Regions from separate parts of the Homo sapiens genome. Here region 2 is linked to region 1. A link is a contact called in ENCODE Hi-C or POLR2A ChIA-PET data. All regions are on one chromosome and are shown on one strand. The core of a region is the stretch at or near the end of the contact, and the rest is flanking DNA. Distances in the headings are between cores, read along the strand shown.

Evidence for each region. Hi-C counts contacts between places; a loop is a spot of excess contacts on that map. ChIA-PET counts read pairs that join two places held with the same protein, here RNA polymerase II (POLR2A). Pooled maps may share reads with other maps.
Region 2: a pooled map shows a loop between it and region 1 (2.9-fold over the local background). The contact joins the enhancer-like site here to the promoter of SAMM50 in region 1. A Hi-C loop is called at or near these places in 2 of 50 pooled maps. POLR2A ChIA-PET finds 5 or more read pairs at or near these places in 2 of 52 experiments (AG04450 and endothelial cell of umbilical vein).

What each region holds. Positions count from the first base shown.
Region 1 is chr22:43,950,766-43,958,444 of GRCh38, reverse strand. It overlaps SAMM50 (SAMM50 sorting and assembly machinery component), which reads right to left and starts at 3,003. Exons shown (of 15, transcript NM_015380.5): 1 at 2,847-3,003. The coding sequence starts at 2,867. It also overlaps the pseudogene RPL35AP36. RefSeq lists enhancers at 2,259-2,468, 2,274-3,025, 3,149-3,228, 3,309-3,358, 3,026-3,778 and silencers at 2,911-3,185, 6,604-6,773.
Region 2 is chr22:44,044,115-44,051,793 of GRCh38, reverse strand. All of the region lies in intron 1 of PARVB (parvin beta), which reads right to left. Among named protein-coding and RNA genes, the nearest start is that of PARVB, 24 kb to the right of the region's middle. RefSeq lists enhancers at 1-164, 2,302-3,250, 5,165-5,714. Within about 2 kb of position 1,978, at least 5 of the 41 ENCODE cell types and tissues checked have a DNase peak (open chromatin) inside an H3K27ac peak, as active enhancers do.

The DNA of each region.
Region 1 (7,679 bases), core at 1,754-4,253:
TATCCCTGGCACCTATCACAGTGCTAGGCACATAGCAGACCATCAATAAATATGAGCTGAATAAATAATGAGTGATTACTTTGTTCAAGATGCCACAGGGGATGCAAGCCAAGAAGATGCAGTTCCTACCATTACATCTAGAAATTTAGGATCAAAGGATAAGACGAAAATGCAAACAGACCCAAAACAAGCCAAAATGTAAATGGCACCAAAGGAAATGGCACGGAAAGGCGAAGCCCATCCAAATGCAGGGGATAAAGAACTTTCAGAACGGAGTTCTAAAAGATGGGAATATTTTGATGCTAAAGATGGATGATGGGAGGGGGAATGAAGTGCAATAGTGCGGTCCAAATAAAGCCATCCTCACAGGGCTAACAAGAATTCTGGACAAAGGCCAGGCGTGGTGACTCATGCCTGTAATCTCAGCACTTTGGAAGGCCGAGGCAGGCGGATCACAAGGTCAGGAGATCGAGACCATCCTAGCTAACAGTGAAACCCCGTCTCTACTAATACAAAAAATTAGCCGAACATGGTGGCAGGCGCCTGTGGTCCCAGCTATTCAGGAGGCTGAAGCAGGAGAATGGTGTGAATCTGGGAGGTGGAGCTTGCAGTGAGCCAAGACCGTGCCACTGCACTCCAGCCTGGGCACAGAGCAAGACTCTGTCTCAACAACAACAAAAAAAATTATTCTGGACATCTGGACAGAAATGTAGTTATAATTGGCTGGGCGCAGTGGCTCACACCTGTAATCTCAGCACTTTGGGAGGCCGAGGCGGGATGATCACTTGAGGTCAGGAGTTCAAGACCAGCCTGGCCAACATGATGAAACCCCCGTCTCTACTAAAAATACAAAAATTGGCTGGGTGTGGTGGCGTGCGCCTATAATCCCAGCTACATGGGAGGCTGAGGCAGGAGAATCGCTTGAACCTGGGAGGCGGAGGTTGCAGTGAGTGGAGATTGCACCATTGCACTCCAGCCTGGGCAACACAGTGAGACTCCATCTCAAAAGAAATGTAGTTACAATTAACCATTAATCAAGTTGCCTTTTTTTTTTCAAGAGCACAAATCCACATTGATTTATTGACTTTTCATTAGTTTAAATCCTTGAGGGGTACAGCATTACTCGGATTCTGTGTCCAACAGCCTTAGCAGGAAGATTGCTTCAGAATTTGGCACGAATCATGCCATTGTTTCTGTGGGCCCGAGTTACCTTTCCCCAGATTACTCTGGCTTTGTTTGATTTGCCGCCAGGAGTCACTATGTTGTTCTTTGCTTTGTATACATGAGCCCAAATAGAATTCTGTTTCATCTCGGGCATAAACACCTTCAATTTTAAGAAGAGCTGTGTGCTCCCTTTGGTTCCGGAGACTCCACTTATAGCCAGCAAAAATGGCCTTGGACCACAGCCTTCCAGACATATTTCCTTTCAGAAGTCCTGCTCCCGGCAGGCCGCCACAGGAGCCAAGATGGCAGGAAGAGCTCAGGTTGCACTCTGACCTACTTGCTAGTAACCAAAAGTCACAGATACTATTTGCATCCCCATTGATTTTACAGATAGGATTTCTAAAATTAGAATCATAAGGCTTTTGCTTAAGAGTTGCTTTAGATGTTTTTCAGATCTCGAATTCCAGCAAAACTGATGCTGCCAACCAGTTTGAAGACTCCTCCCCGCAACAGAGGAACGGAATCAGCATGAGAAGTTTCCTCATCTCCCTGTCCCATAACTTCACCCTTCACTCTTCCACCAATCAAGGATCTCCACACTTCAGCAAAAACATGAGGTCCAAACTCCTGAAGGAGATGGATTTGAGGTTTCCTCTCTTTTCCCATCTCCTCGTTCAGCGGCCCTGCAACTGAAACTCTTTCTCTGCTGCAACCCACTGTCTGAGTGTATTGACTTATCGAGCACACTGAGCAACAGACCTATTACAGTTACACAAAGAGATGTCAGAAGAGAAACGGTGTTTGATCTGAATGAAAGACATATAAAGGGAAGTTAAGTCCAATTATCGATGTCAGGCTGCGACTTCTGTGCTAAATTTTTTTGGAAGTTAATGGGGAACTACTGAAAACGTCTATGCAGGTCAAGTGAAGCAATCAAAGTTGCAGTAGAAAAGTAGTGTTGGGGCTGAGACTCAGGAAATCTGAGGTTTTAGGCCATTTGGAACCAGTAACTATGTGACCTTGGAGAAGTAACTCATTATCTGGCCCTTATTTAAGATTAGGATAAACGAGAGGAGTTTGGCAACCAGTACAGTTAGTCAGGCGCCAGGCACCCAAGTATTCACATGCATTGTCTTTTAATTCTCTTTTAAGCCAGGCGAGGTAGGTACTATTACTACCTCCACTTTAAAACAGGAAGTAAGGCAGAGAGCGGTTCCGTCTTTTGCACGGTAGACAGGAGAAAAGAGGACCCCTAGATAGGTTTGAGTTAGAAGACTTCAAAGGATTCTTGTTGCTCTAGGAGCCTACAATGGCTCCAGCAGCGGCTGAGCGGGGAAAGGCTGGAAGTGACCAGTAAAGAGAGAAAACTTAAAATCATGCAAAGAAAGAGCACATTCACTGCGGTCTAAGACATCACAGAAAGTTGGCAAGTCCTTTGGGCCACGGACTCGCCGAGTGACCTTTAGCCAAGTCTCGTCCCTCCTATCAGGTTCCTGCTCGAAGGTCTGCAAGACTCGCTGGCCCGAGGCGACCTCTTTTCGGCCTCCTCCACCCAGCCCGGCACCCTTGGCACCCTCTCTCCCGGTGAACCCTGGGCGCAGCCACGAGAGCGTCTCCCCGCGGCGCCCGTCTGCCCTGCTGGCCCAGAGGCCTCGCAGCCCGCGGGTCGCTGGGCCTCTTACCCGGGCGTGCACAGTCCCCATGGTTCCCTCTCCAGCCGCTGCCTCGCAGAGCTGCCCGGGCGGGACAGAGCGTCTGCTGCTGAGGGCAGAAGGCGGGTCCGCGGTGGCGGAGCTGCAGGTCAAGGCAACTCCCACAAACCCCCGGACGCGGAACACTGGGGGCGGCCATGATTCCCCGCCTTCTCCGCGCCCCCTGGCTCGCGATGCCTTCGCTCATTGGTCCTTATGCGCCTGTGACCCGGATGTTCACACGGCCGCGGAGGACGTTCTGACTGCGCAAGCGAAGAGCGTTCACTGACATCCGCGAAGCTGCTGGCGCGTGGACTGTGTGGGGAGGGCGCGTGGGGTGAAGGTGGGTCTGCGAGAGGGTCCGCTGGGAGGCTGGCGTCTGGCGTTGGCGCCTGAAAGAGATCAGACCAGCTGTTGGGTGTCACTCAAGTCCTGCTGCTCTTAGCCCTCCTAGCACCCCCGACCCGAGGGTGCTGTGCTTGTGCCCACGCGCCGGTGAAGCCCCGAGACTCAGCGGGGAGACCCCGGGTCCGGCCACCCCCGAGCTGCAGTAGTCGGGTCTCACCGGCATCTGCTACACAAACCCGGATTGGTGCCCTGGCTCCTTTCGTTCAAGTCATTGGAACCCCCACTCAAAATCGTCAAAATGAAGACGATGGTCGTGTCTCCTTCTTGGGGGTTGGATTAAAAGGGCCTAATGTGAGAGACGGAAAGCAAAGCTCCCGGCACCGGGCCGGGCACACGGTGGGCGCTAGATAATGACCGCTATTCACTCAACTGCAGCCAGTAATTATGGGCGAGGGCCATCTAGGTGCTTGCATGAGAACCAGTCATATCGGTGAAGAAGACGGCCATGGGCTTAGGTTTTGGTGGCAAAACAGCTCCCCTGCCCCAAAAAAGAAAAGAGAATAGAAAAGAAAAAGGCATAATAAATATCAGCCACACATTGTGATAAGTATATTGAAAGAAACGAGACAGAATAAGAAAAGAGGAAGCTTCAGTATCCTGTCACGTTGCCACTCCCTTCTGATAACAGAAGCATCTTTTCTTCTGTCCCCTTACTCCCTCCCAGAAACCCTGACACCCTTTCCATTTAAATAGCAGCACCCTAGGCCTCCAACATCCCTGAGCTAAATATTCAAGTCCACATGTCCCTTCTTGCCTGGAAAGAGACAGAACCCAGCACCAGCCAGGCCCCTGCCCTTCCCTCACTCTCAGTTCCCTGAGCCTCAATTCCTTATCTGTAAAATGGAAATGATAGCCTAAGGCATAAGGTCTGAGGACCTCATGAGATCAAGCATGGGGCCTGGCACTCTGTAAACATCGAATCAACCAGATTTTCTTTGCCCAAACAGCCCTCTTTTCTTACACTTTCTTCCTCGTTATTCTTCTGAGTATGCCACTTGTAAAGGATAAGCCATGAGGTTGCCCTGCAGAGTGCAAGATGGTTGCAATATTTGAGAGCCTATTGTGTGTGAGGCCCTGGAGGATGGCAGAGGGAACAGGAGGAAAACAAAGTCACATGCTTTACCCTCAAACAAAGGGCTGTCTGCGATAGTTACAATGTATATATTAAAGGCTATCTGTGATAGTTACAATGTATATAATATATTAAAGGCTGTCTGTGGTAGTTAACAATGTGTATATTAAAGGCTGTGATAGTTACAATGGGTATACTATATTAAAGGCGGTGGTAGTTACAATGTATATAATATATTAAAGGCTGTGATAGTTACAATGTACATAATATATTAAAGGCTGTGATAGTTATAATGTATATATTAAAGGCTGTCTGTGATGGTTATAATGTATATAATATATTGAAGGCTGTCTGTGATGGTTATAATGTATATAATATACTGAAGGCTGTCTGTGATAGTTAAGATGTATATATTAAAGGCTGTCTGTGATGGTTACAATGTATATAATAAAGACTGAGAAGTCTCACAGTGCATATACTGGTTTCCTTCTCTTTAACCCAGTATTTCTTGAATTTATTGGGTCATAGAGATTTTTGGTTTTGGAGATTTTTCTGTGGCCTCTGGCAATGCTATTCAACAGTATTTCTTGTGCTCCTCTTTTGGGCACAAGAGAGGATTGCATCTCCCTGCTCCCATCCATGTGACTTGCTTTGGTCAACACATTGTGAGCAGAAGAGAGATGTGCCACTCTGGATGAGAACCTTTAAGAACCATATTTCTCTAACCATGCCATGGCAATCAGCGATCCCCCAATGGTGGGGCACCTACAGGCTAGGTCTGGGAGTGAGGACGACTTAAAATGAAGCCCAGCCACATTTGCTGGACATACAGCACGAATGAGAAATAAACCTTTTGGGTTTTGCTTGTTAATGCAGCATAACTCAGCCTATCCTATATGATAATACCAGCTAGAAACATCTTCAAGGAAACCAGCATCCCAGAAAACCTGGTTTACAAAGTGCCAATCTTGTCCAATCAGAAGTAGAAGTGCAGTTTAGTGACTAAGCTAGTTTCCTTAATACAATCCAGGCTGAGTGCAATGGCTCATACCTATAATCTCAGCACTTTGGGAGGCCGAGGCAGGAGGATTGCTTGAGCCCAGGAGTTCAAGATCAGCCTAGGAAACACACCCCATCACTACAAAATAAAAATAAAAAATAAAAAAAATAGCTGGGCATAGTAGCAAGCACCTGTAGTCCCAGCTACTCCAGAGGCTGAAGCAAGAGGATTGCTTGAGTCCAGGAGTTCAAGATCAGCCTGGAAAACAGTGAGACCCCATCTCTACCAAAAAAAAAAAAAAATGTTTTTAATTAGCTTTTAATTTATTTAATTAAAACCTCCTCAGGAAGCTGAAGGAGGAGGATTGCTTGAGCCCAGGAGGTCAAGGCTGCAGTGAGCTGTGATTGTGCCACTGCACTCCAGCCTGAGCAACAAAGCAAGACCTTGCCTCAAAAAAGTAAAGAAAAACACCCCAAATTTAATTGGCCATGGGGAGGGGAGACTGGATCTTCCCACGGGAGTCATCCACCTATTAGTTTGGGACACCCCTTGGGGTGCCCTTTTTCATCACCTTCCCAGGGGCTGAGCGCCCTGAGGTGAGGGGCTCACCTCATTGCCTCTATCAGCCAGCACCTGACCTCTGAGGAGTGAAGGTGAATCAGTGAGAGGAGCCTGGAAGGGCATTCCCTGGGTGGAGGTCCCCTCGGGAAGCAGGGTGACTCAGGGAAGAGGCTCTGAGCTGCTGGTGGGACTGCAGGAGCTGGAGAGGGTGTGCTAGGAGGGAGTCTGGAGGCAGAGGAAGGCGCTGGGGTTGTGGCGGGGCCTCAGCTTGCCCAGCAGCAACGTGGGTCCCCTCGGGAAGCAGGGTGACTCCGGGGAAAGGCTCTGAGCTGCTGACAGGGCTTCAGGGGCTGGAGGGGGTGTACTGGCAGGGAAGGCCTGGAGGCACAGGAAGGTGCTGGGGGTGTGGTGGGGCCTCAGCTTGCCCAGCAGCAACGTGGAGGGCAGATGGGCCCAAGGCTGAAAACAGGCGGCCCCCAGAGGGAAGCTGTTGCAGCAACCCAGGTAGAAAGTACCAGGGCTGACCCTGGCAGCAGTGGGCTGGGGACAAGAGACCAGATTCCAGAGATGACAGCAGAGGCAGTGCTGGGACCAGCTGGAGTTGGAGCGAGGGAGTCTCCCTGAGTCCCCAGTTCCAGGCTGGGGTGGCTTTGGAGCTGCAGAGCTGAGGTGCTGTGAGCTGGAGGGCTTGATGTTGAGGGGCTGCTGGTGTTGAGTAGAGCCAGAAGGTGGGTAGGTGGCCCCGAATCCCCCCAGAGTCAGAGACTGAGGACCCAGGTCCTCAGGGGGAGCACAGCCTTCCCAGAGGTGGCTGTGCACACTCAGCACAGCAGCTGCAGCTGGGCCTTGGTGACAAGCTCGGTGTCCAGGATAGAGATGGGGTGCCTGAGAGTCTGGGGTTGAGGAAGGAGAGGGATTCTAGGAGGGTCTGGTCCACAGTGCCCAGGAAAGAGCCCCTGGGCTGTGGCAGGGCCATCAAAGGAGCAAGGCCGTAACCCCCTAGGGAGGACTGTCCTAGAGGAGCTTGGCTGTGAGGGAAGCAGGGTACATCGGGGCTCCTTGGAAAGGATGTACACAGGGAGAGTCCTTTAAGAATCACGTTTATTAGGAGTTATTTTCTCATGCTGAAAGTGATGCATACCGTTCACCATAGAAACTTGGGCAACACATATAAGCACGACAAATAAAATACAATTACAAATAACAGTCTGCCATAAGGGTTTTGATATATATCCTTAGTCTTTTTTTTTTTTTTTTTTTTTTTTTTTGAGGTGGAGTCTCACTGCATCTCGGGTCACTGCAACCTCCACCTCCTGGGTTCAAGTGATTCTCCTGCCTCAGCCTCCCTGGTTGCTGGGATTACAGGTGCCCGCCACCATGCCCAGCTAATTTTTGCATTTTTTAGTAGAGATGGGGTTTCACCCAGTCTGGTCTCAAACTCCTGACTTAAGTGATCCGCCTCCCTCAGCCTCCCAAAGTGCTGGGATTACAGGCATGAGCCACCGTGCCCAGCCCTCTTTCAGTCTTTTTATATACACTCAAAGATACATATACACACCCACACACATTTTTTTTTTAAACAAAATCAGGCTCATACTCTGCACTAAGTTTAGCCATTTACCAAATGAAGAATGTTGGACCAGGCATGGTAGCTCACACCTGTAATCCTAGCACTTTGGAAGGCCAAGGCAGGAGCATCACTTGAGCCCAGGACTTGGAGACCAGCCTGGGCAACAAGGCAAGGCCCTGTCTCTACAAAAAAAAACTAGCTGGGTGTGGTAGT
Region 2 (7,679 bases), core at 729-3,228, 94 kb before region 1:
TCTGCAAAGACCCTATTTCCAAATAAGGTGACAGTCCCAAGGGCTGGAGACTAGGACCTGGACATACCTTTTAGGGGAACACAAACCCCTAACAGAGACCTTCACTCAATTTCCTCCCATGGTCCCTTCCTGCACTTCTGCACAATCCTCTCCCCTCATTGACACAAACCAAGCGCTTCCCGGCATTCGCCTCATTGGTTACACACAGCGCCGACAACAGGAAGGGCTCCTTCCAGCAAGAAAGGTTGGGGTGGTTATCTCCTTCCTTTTCCTGCTGTTGCTAAGCAGGCCACCAGCACAGCCTTGCCCACCCAACACTATCACCTGCTTGTCTCTCCACAGAGACATGGTCAGAGCTGGGACTGAAGGGCTTCACTGAGGCCAGCCAGGCGCCAGCCACAGAGTCACAGGCTATCTACAATGGCAGTGTGGCCAGCCGAACAGTCCCCACCTCATCATCAATCCCCCCAGCGCCTACAAACAGACGGGGTGACACAACAGCTTTGCAGGGCTCCCCTTCTCTCTTCGTAAGAATTGTTGATATTTTTCAGTTGGGAATTTGCAGCTGCAGAGCACAAGTCTTTGACGGCATGGCACCTGTCAAATGAGACCTTTTCCACGAGCTGGTGGTAGGATTTTTACGGCTGCCTAACTACTCTGTCACGGGAGATCTCTGCTTCTGCCCCCATGGCTGTTACTCAGCACAGATGCTGCTCTTGAAGCCCGCAGCAGTGAGGGAGTCTCAGGCCTCCCGAGACTCTCTTAGGAGATGAGACAACAGGAGCTAGGCGCCCAGTGCCTGAAAGGGGTGTCCCTGTGGCACAGGCAGAAATACACACCCGGCTCAGCCCCCGCCTCAGCTTCTGTGCTCACATCCCCACCCACTCTTCTCCTCCTTCAAGCTCCTGGTGACGGGCTGTGTGCCCTGACTTCATACCTGCACTTTCTCCCAGGTTATTGCATTTAATTCCTCAAATAAGACTGCAAGACAGGTGAGAGAGGTGTTGCCATCAGCACAGTGTTCAGAGACAATGTGTCTAAGCTGAGCTCAAGGTCACTGAGCTAACAGGGGACAAGTGACCCCAGTCCTGTCTCTCTAACTGATATTGCTACCCCACCAGTCTGCAACACATAGAAACTTGAAGAGTGCAGGACTGGCCAGGCGCAGTGGCTCACACCTGTAGTCCCAGCACTTTAGGAGGCTGAGGTGGGAGGATCACCTGGGGTCAGGAGTTCGAGACCAGCCTGACCAACATGGAGAAACCCCATCTCTACTAAAAATACAAAATTAGCATGGTGGCAGGCACCTGTAATCCCAGCTACTTGGGAAGCTGAGGCAGGAGAATCACTTGAACCCGGGAGGCGGAGGTTGCAGTGAGCTGAGATGGCGCCATTGCACTCCAGCCTGGGCAACAAGAGCGAAACTCAGTCTTAAAAAAAAAAAAAGGCCGAAAGGGGTCACCTGTAGGAATGTCTTGTTTACTAACAGTTTAAGAAGGAAAGAGGACAACAAACATACCTCAAATCTATGGTGTGGATTCTGTTTGCCAATCCTTGCTTTAGATAACCACTGGGAAACAGAGGAAGGCATTTACACCTTAAGACGGCCGCATATCTGAAGAAGTGTAAAGGCAGTGGCAGCAGGACAGGAGAGCCGCCAACGAGACTCTGCCCTCCTGATTAGGAGCTGGGAGAGGAGGCCCGTTCATCTGAGGCAGGAAGAACTAAATACGGCTGGGGCAACCCTCCCTAGGCTGTACCACGAGAAGCCAGTGAGTGACAGCGAGTCCAGGTGCAGGCACATTTCCGCAGCCACATGCCCACAATATGGAAGTGTAGGTAAAACAGAAACCCCAAACTCAAGTAGGCATGGGGCTTATTCACAGTACAACATCGAGACACACTCCCCACCAGAGCCACACAGAGGCTGAGGCCAAGGCCGGGACGGCTTTGGCAATAAAACCTACTCACTCCATGTGCCAGATGGCTGAGCCCCCAAATGGCCCGTTCCCGGGCAGAGGTCTCCTGCTTTAATAGGAAGAAAGCACCAATTTGAATTTGATTTCCAGCCAGTATCTCCAGGGCTATGGCAGCCCCTAGGGTTCCTTGCAACATGCTCAGAAACAGGGCTTCAAATTGGATCACTCCAGCAACAGAGGAAAATAAAAGCCAATCAATGGGGCTGTGCTGGGAGTGGGGCCGCTTCCTCAGCAGGCCTTTTATCGCTGGAGGAATCTGATTGACCTCGAGCCGCAGCCTGCACGCAGTGCATCCTCTGCACACATTTTCACTCCGCAGATATTTTTATGCCCGTGAAAAAGAGTGGAGCAAATCCAAATTTAATCAGACAAGAGCTAAACTTGAGAAACGAACCTCAAATTTAATCAGACAGGAGCTAAACTTGAGAAACGGACCTCCGATTCTTGTCTAGGGCCTGAAGTGAGAAAGGGGGCTGGGAGGAGAAAACGGGTCCCTAGCTTTGCTGATTGTCTACGCCAAGCACTATGGGTATTGTTCATTCTGACACCAGCACACACAGCAGCTCTCAGAACATTTCCACCCGGAGATGTCTTCAGTGAGAGGTGCATTCAGCCAGAGACCTGGTTTCTCACCCTCTCTCAGGGCCTCAGTTTCCTCATCGTAAAATGAGACTCATTTTCATCTCATTTTGCAGGGGAAGTGGCACAGGACAGAGGGCACCAGCCCTGGAGCCGGAAAGCCTGGACCTGCAGCCCGGATCCGAGGCCATGTGGCTGGGAGGACTCCACACTTCTGTTCCCTCCTCGGCAAAATGGAGTGAAATAGGCCAGGCGCAGTGGTTCACACCTGTAATCCCAGCATTTTAGGAGGCCAAAGTGGACAGATCACCTGAGATCAGTAGCTCGAGACTAGCCTGGCCAACATGATGAAATCCCACCTAAAGTACAAAAATTAGGCCAGGCACAGTGGCTCATGCCTGTAATCCCAGCACTTTGAGAGGCCGAGGCAGGCGGATCATGAGGTCAGGAGTTTGAGACCAGCCTGACCAACATGGTGAAACCCTGTCTCTACTAAAAATACAAAGATTAGCCAGGCATGGTGGCGGACTCCTGTCATCCCAGCTACTTGGGAGGCTGAGGCAGGAGAATCGCTTGAAGCCTGGAGGCGGAGGTTACAGTGAGCTGAGATTGTGCCACTGCACTCCAGCCTGAGTGACAGAGCAAGACTCCGTCTCAAAAAATAAATAAATAAAAATAAAATTAAAAAATATAAAAATTATCCGGGCATGGTGGTGGGCACCTGTAATCCCAGCTACTGGGGAAGCTAGAGCAGGAAAATTGCTGGAACCCAGGAGGTGGAGGTTGCAGTGAGCCGAGATCACGCCACTGCACTCCAGCCTGGGCGACACAGCAGGACTCCATCTCAAAAAAAAAATTCGAGCGAAATTATTACCCTCAGTTCATGTGCCCCCAAAAGATATGTCCACATGGTCATGAGTGCTCTCCACATAATTAATGCCAGGAATTATTTCAATTACAGAAATAACAAAGTTGAATGATTTGCTCAACGAGACAAGTGCTTTCAGTTTCATTCTGCACCAGGCTTTCAGGCCCCAGTGAAAAAGTATCAAGAAGATTTCAGTCTCGCCTCTCCTATGGGCCTTCCAGGAAGCTCAACTCCACATTCTGCACAGCTCTTCTGTGTCCGCGCATCTGTTCTGCCTGCCTGAACCCCCATCCTCTCCAACTGCAAAGCTGCCCCATCCCGCCCACTGGTCCTGTGGGGAATGGCCAAGCACACCTCACTGATGGCTGGAGACAGGACGGAGCTGGGGGTTCCCACACCATCCAGCCCCACAATTGGTCTTCCCCGGGGCTGACTCAGGGGAGCCGGAGGGGAGGCACCGCCCACCCCCAAGATGCTGAAGGGATGTGAGGCCATCCCCTTTGTCCACCAATACACATACACAAGTAGATTACACCAACGTCAAATACCTGGGTCAAGGCTCCCTGAGATTACAGGCTCTTCTATGGGGAATTATGCCCCTCTTTCCCCAAAAAAAGATATGTTGGAATTCTAACCCCTAGAAGCTTGTGGCTTCCATAACTGTGAGAGAATCCACTTCTGCTGGGTTTTTTATTTTTTATTTTTTTTAGATGGAGTCTGGCTCAGTTGCCCAAGCTGGAGTGCAATAGTACAATTTCAGCTCACTGCAAACTCCGCCTCCTGGGTTCAAGTGATTCTCCTGCCTCAGCCTCCCAAATAGCTGGGATTACAGGTTCATGCCACCATGCCCGGCTAATTTTGGTATTTTCAGTAGAGATGGGGTTTCGCCATGTTGACCAGCCTGGCCTCCAACTCCTGACCTCAAGTGATCTGCCTGCCTTGGCCTCCCAAAGAGCCACCCAGTGTCTGGTGCCTTGGTGCCACAGCCCTGGGAGATGAATACAGCGACCTAAGCCAATATGTGTTTTGCTTAAAATAATGCAGCTGTGTTTCTGTTTTCTTAGAAAAGAGCATGGCACCTCCTTCCTCTCCCTTTCTTGCTCCCTCTTCACCTTCCACTATGAGGAGAAGCCCCTGAGGCCTCCCCAGAACCAGATGCCAGTGCCACGTACAGCCTGCAGAAACAGGAGCCAAGTAAACCTCTTTTCTTTATGCATTAGCCAGCCTTAGTGTTCCTTTATAGCAACACGAAATAGACTAAGACGGGGCACAGGCTCCATGTGAAGCTCTGCTCCTCCATGGATAGGCCTGGTGGCTCCAGGACAAAACACCTCTCTTCACCTCTGCCGGTGGGGGAAGGAAGACAAACTGTAGCTACGGCCCCCGGGCCATCCCCACCCCCCGCACACCGACCCAGGAGCCAGTTCTCAACTCTGCATGCACGCCCCCGCTAAATCCTCTAAACCATCTTGAGATTAGGCTGCTGCTCTCCCGGCACTGATAAGGACCTCAGCAGAGGCTCAAGTCAGCAGACTCTGGCCTCAGTCTCCAAGTTCCCATCTCCTGCCACCCCACACTGTGCTGAACTTTGAACACAGAGACACTGGTGGGAACACCCCAAGGTCTGGGATTCTGCCAGAACCTTTTGTGGAGTTATCACATCACTCCAGCCAACACTATGAAAGTAATAAGCACCTTTAATCAAGTGTGTCCAGGGACTGTGTGGGGAGATAACATGTCATCGGGGCCAGCCTGCCGAGGCTCAATGATTGTCAGCGGGCAGTGTTCTCTGTGCCAGACCCAGGCGTCTATCAAACATGCCAAGTAACCACAGGAGAGCCAACTGTAGGCCCCCTCAGGGGCCATGGGCTCTTTCCCACTCCTGCAGTCAGCTCCTACCTTGCAGGCCAAGCCCAGCAGAGATGCATCCCCCACTGGTGGTCAGTGATATCCCATGATGAGGGTGAGGCGCCAGGTCCTCTGACATGGATGGCCAGCCTCAGGACGCATCTCCTAGCACCAAGGAGCAGCTCTGTTGTGCTAAGGGTCCTACTCCAGATCAGTACACTTCTGACTTCCTGCAAGAAAAGTGGCCAGAACTAGGCAAGTAGGTGACACAGACACCCTGCAGTGCAAGACAAGGCTGCAGCTGGGCTCAGCGACCACTGGCAAGGACAACAATCCCACTGACAACAGCATCCGAAAGCATAAGCCACCCAGGGATAAATCTGCCTGGAGAGGCAAGAGACTCGTACCCTGAAAACCACAAAACATTGCGAAGGGAAATTAAAGAAGACTTAAGGAAGTGGAAAGACATCCTATGTTCATGGACTGGCAGACTTCGTGTTGTTAAAGATACTACCCAAAGCAATTCTCAAATTCAGTACAATTCCTCCCAAAATTCCAATGGTGGCTCGTTGCAGAAATAGAAAATCACGCCCTAAAACTCATACGGAATCTCGAGGGATCCCAAATAGCCAACACAAGGTTGAAGAACAAAGTGGGAAGTGTCATATTTGCCAATTTCAAAACGTACTGCAAAGCTACAGTGATAGAGACAGTGTAGTACTAACATAAAGACAGACCTGTTGATCAACATAATAGAATTGAAAGCTCAGAAATAAATCCATACATTGATGATCAACTGATTTTCAGCAAAGATGCCAAGATCATTCAATGGAGCATCAACAGTGCACAACAAGATGGAGACAAGAGTGATGGGAGAGTCCCAGCCCACTAGTGCCATGTGGGCAGGGCCAGTCTCTCAAGCAGGACCACTCACTGGATCTCCAACCCCCAGCCCCATACCTGCTCTCAAGGGGAGCTCAATAATCACCTTGAATGAATGACTGCATGCCTGGAAGACAGGGTGATCAATGAATAACTGAATGAGCAAACAGGAGTTGAAACCCCAGGGTAACACATGAGACACCAGATCCAACAATGATTTCTCAAAAGAAGTTGGGCTCCTCAACACTCACCAACACATTTTCCTCCTTACATCTCTCTTAGCAACATTTTAAAACTATCATTTTGACTCAATGAGTCATAAAATCCATTTAGGAAACTGTGACTAGCATATTTTATGTATGTATGTATTTATTTATTTATTTAGACAGAGACTCTCTCTTTGTCACCCAGGCTGGAGTGCAGTGGTGCAATCATAACTCACTGCAGCCTCAAACTCCTGGGCTCAAGCGATCCTCCCACCTGAAAGCCCCCTGCCCCTGCAGGGGCACCTGTGGCTGGGACCACAGGCACACAACACAACGCCAGACTAATTTTATTTTTTGTAGAGATGGGGTCTTGCTATGTTGACCAGGCTGGTCTCAAACCACCGGGCTCAAGCAATCCTCCTGCCTCGGCCTCCCAAAGTACTGAGATTGCCTGGACAGCACGTTTCTTTAATGAAATGAAAGAACAGTAGAGTAGCAAACGTCAGTGTGCTTATAGGAAGATATCATTTCATGAAACTTTTATTCATGGATATAGGTAAATGTATGCTTGAACTGGGGTTTTTATGGAAATATATTTCTTACCATGGATCCAAAATAAAAAGAGAGTTTAAAAGTTGCTCTCCCAAGCCAAGCACAGTGGCTCATGCCTGTAATCCCAGCACATTGGGAGGCCAAGGCAGGTGGATCACTTGAGGTCAGGAGTTTGAGACCCACCTGGCCAACATGGTAAAACCCCGTCTCTACTAAAAATACAAAAATCAGCTGGGTGTGGTGGTGCATGCCTGTAGTCCAAGCTACTCTAGAGGCTGAGGCATGAAAATCACTTGAACCCGGGAGGCAGAGGTTGCAGTGAGCCAAGATCATGCCACTGCACTCCAGCCTGGGCGACAGAGCGAGATTCCATCTCAAAAATACAAAACAGGCCGGGCGTGGTGGCTCACGCCTGTAATCCCAGCACTTTGGGAGGCCTAGGCGGGCGGATCACGAGGTCAGGAGATCGAGACCATCCTGGCTAACACGGTGAAACCCTGTCTCTACTAAAAACACAAAAAATTAGCCAGGCACTGTGGCGGGTGCCTGTAGTCCCAGCTACTCGGGAGGCTGAGGCAGAAGAATGGCGTGAACCCAGGAGGCAGAGCTTACAGTGAGCCGAGATCGGGCCATTGCACTCCAGCCTTGACAACAGAGCGAGACTCCATCTCAAAAAAAAAAAAAAAAACCACAAAAAATGCTGCTGTCTCAGTTCAGAGGTTTTTGACCATTTGTGGGCCCCTAAGAATGTGATCAAAGTCTCTG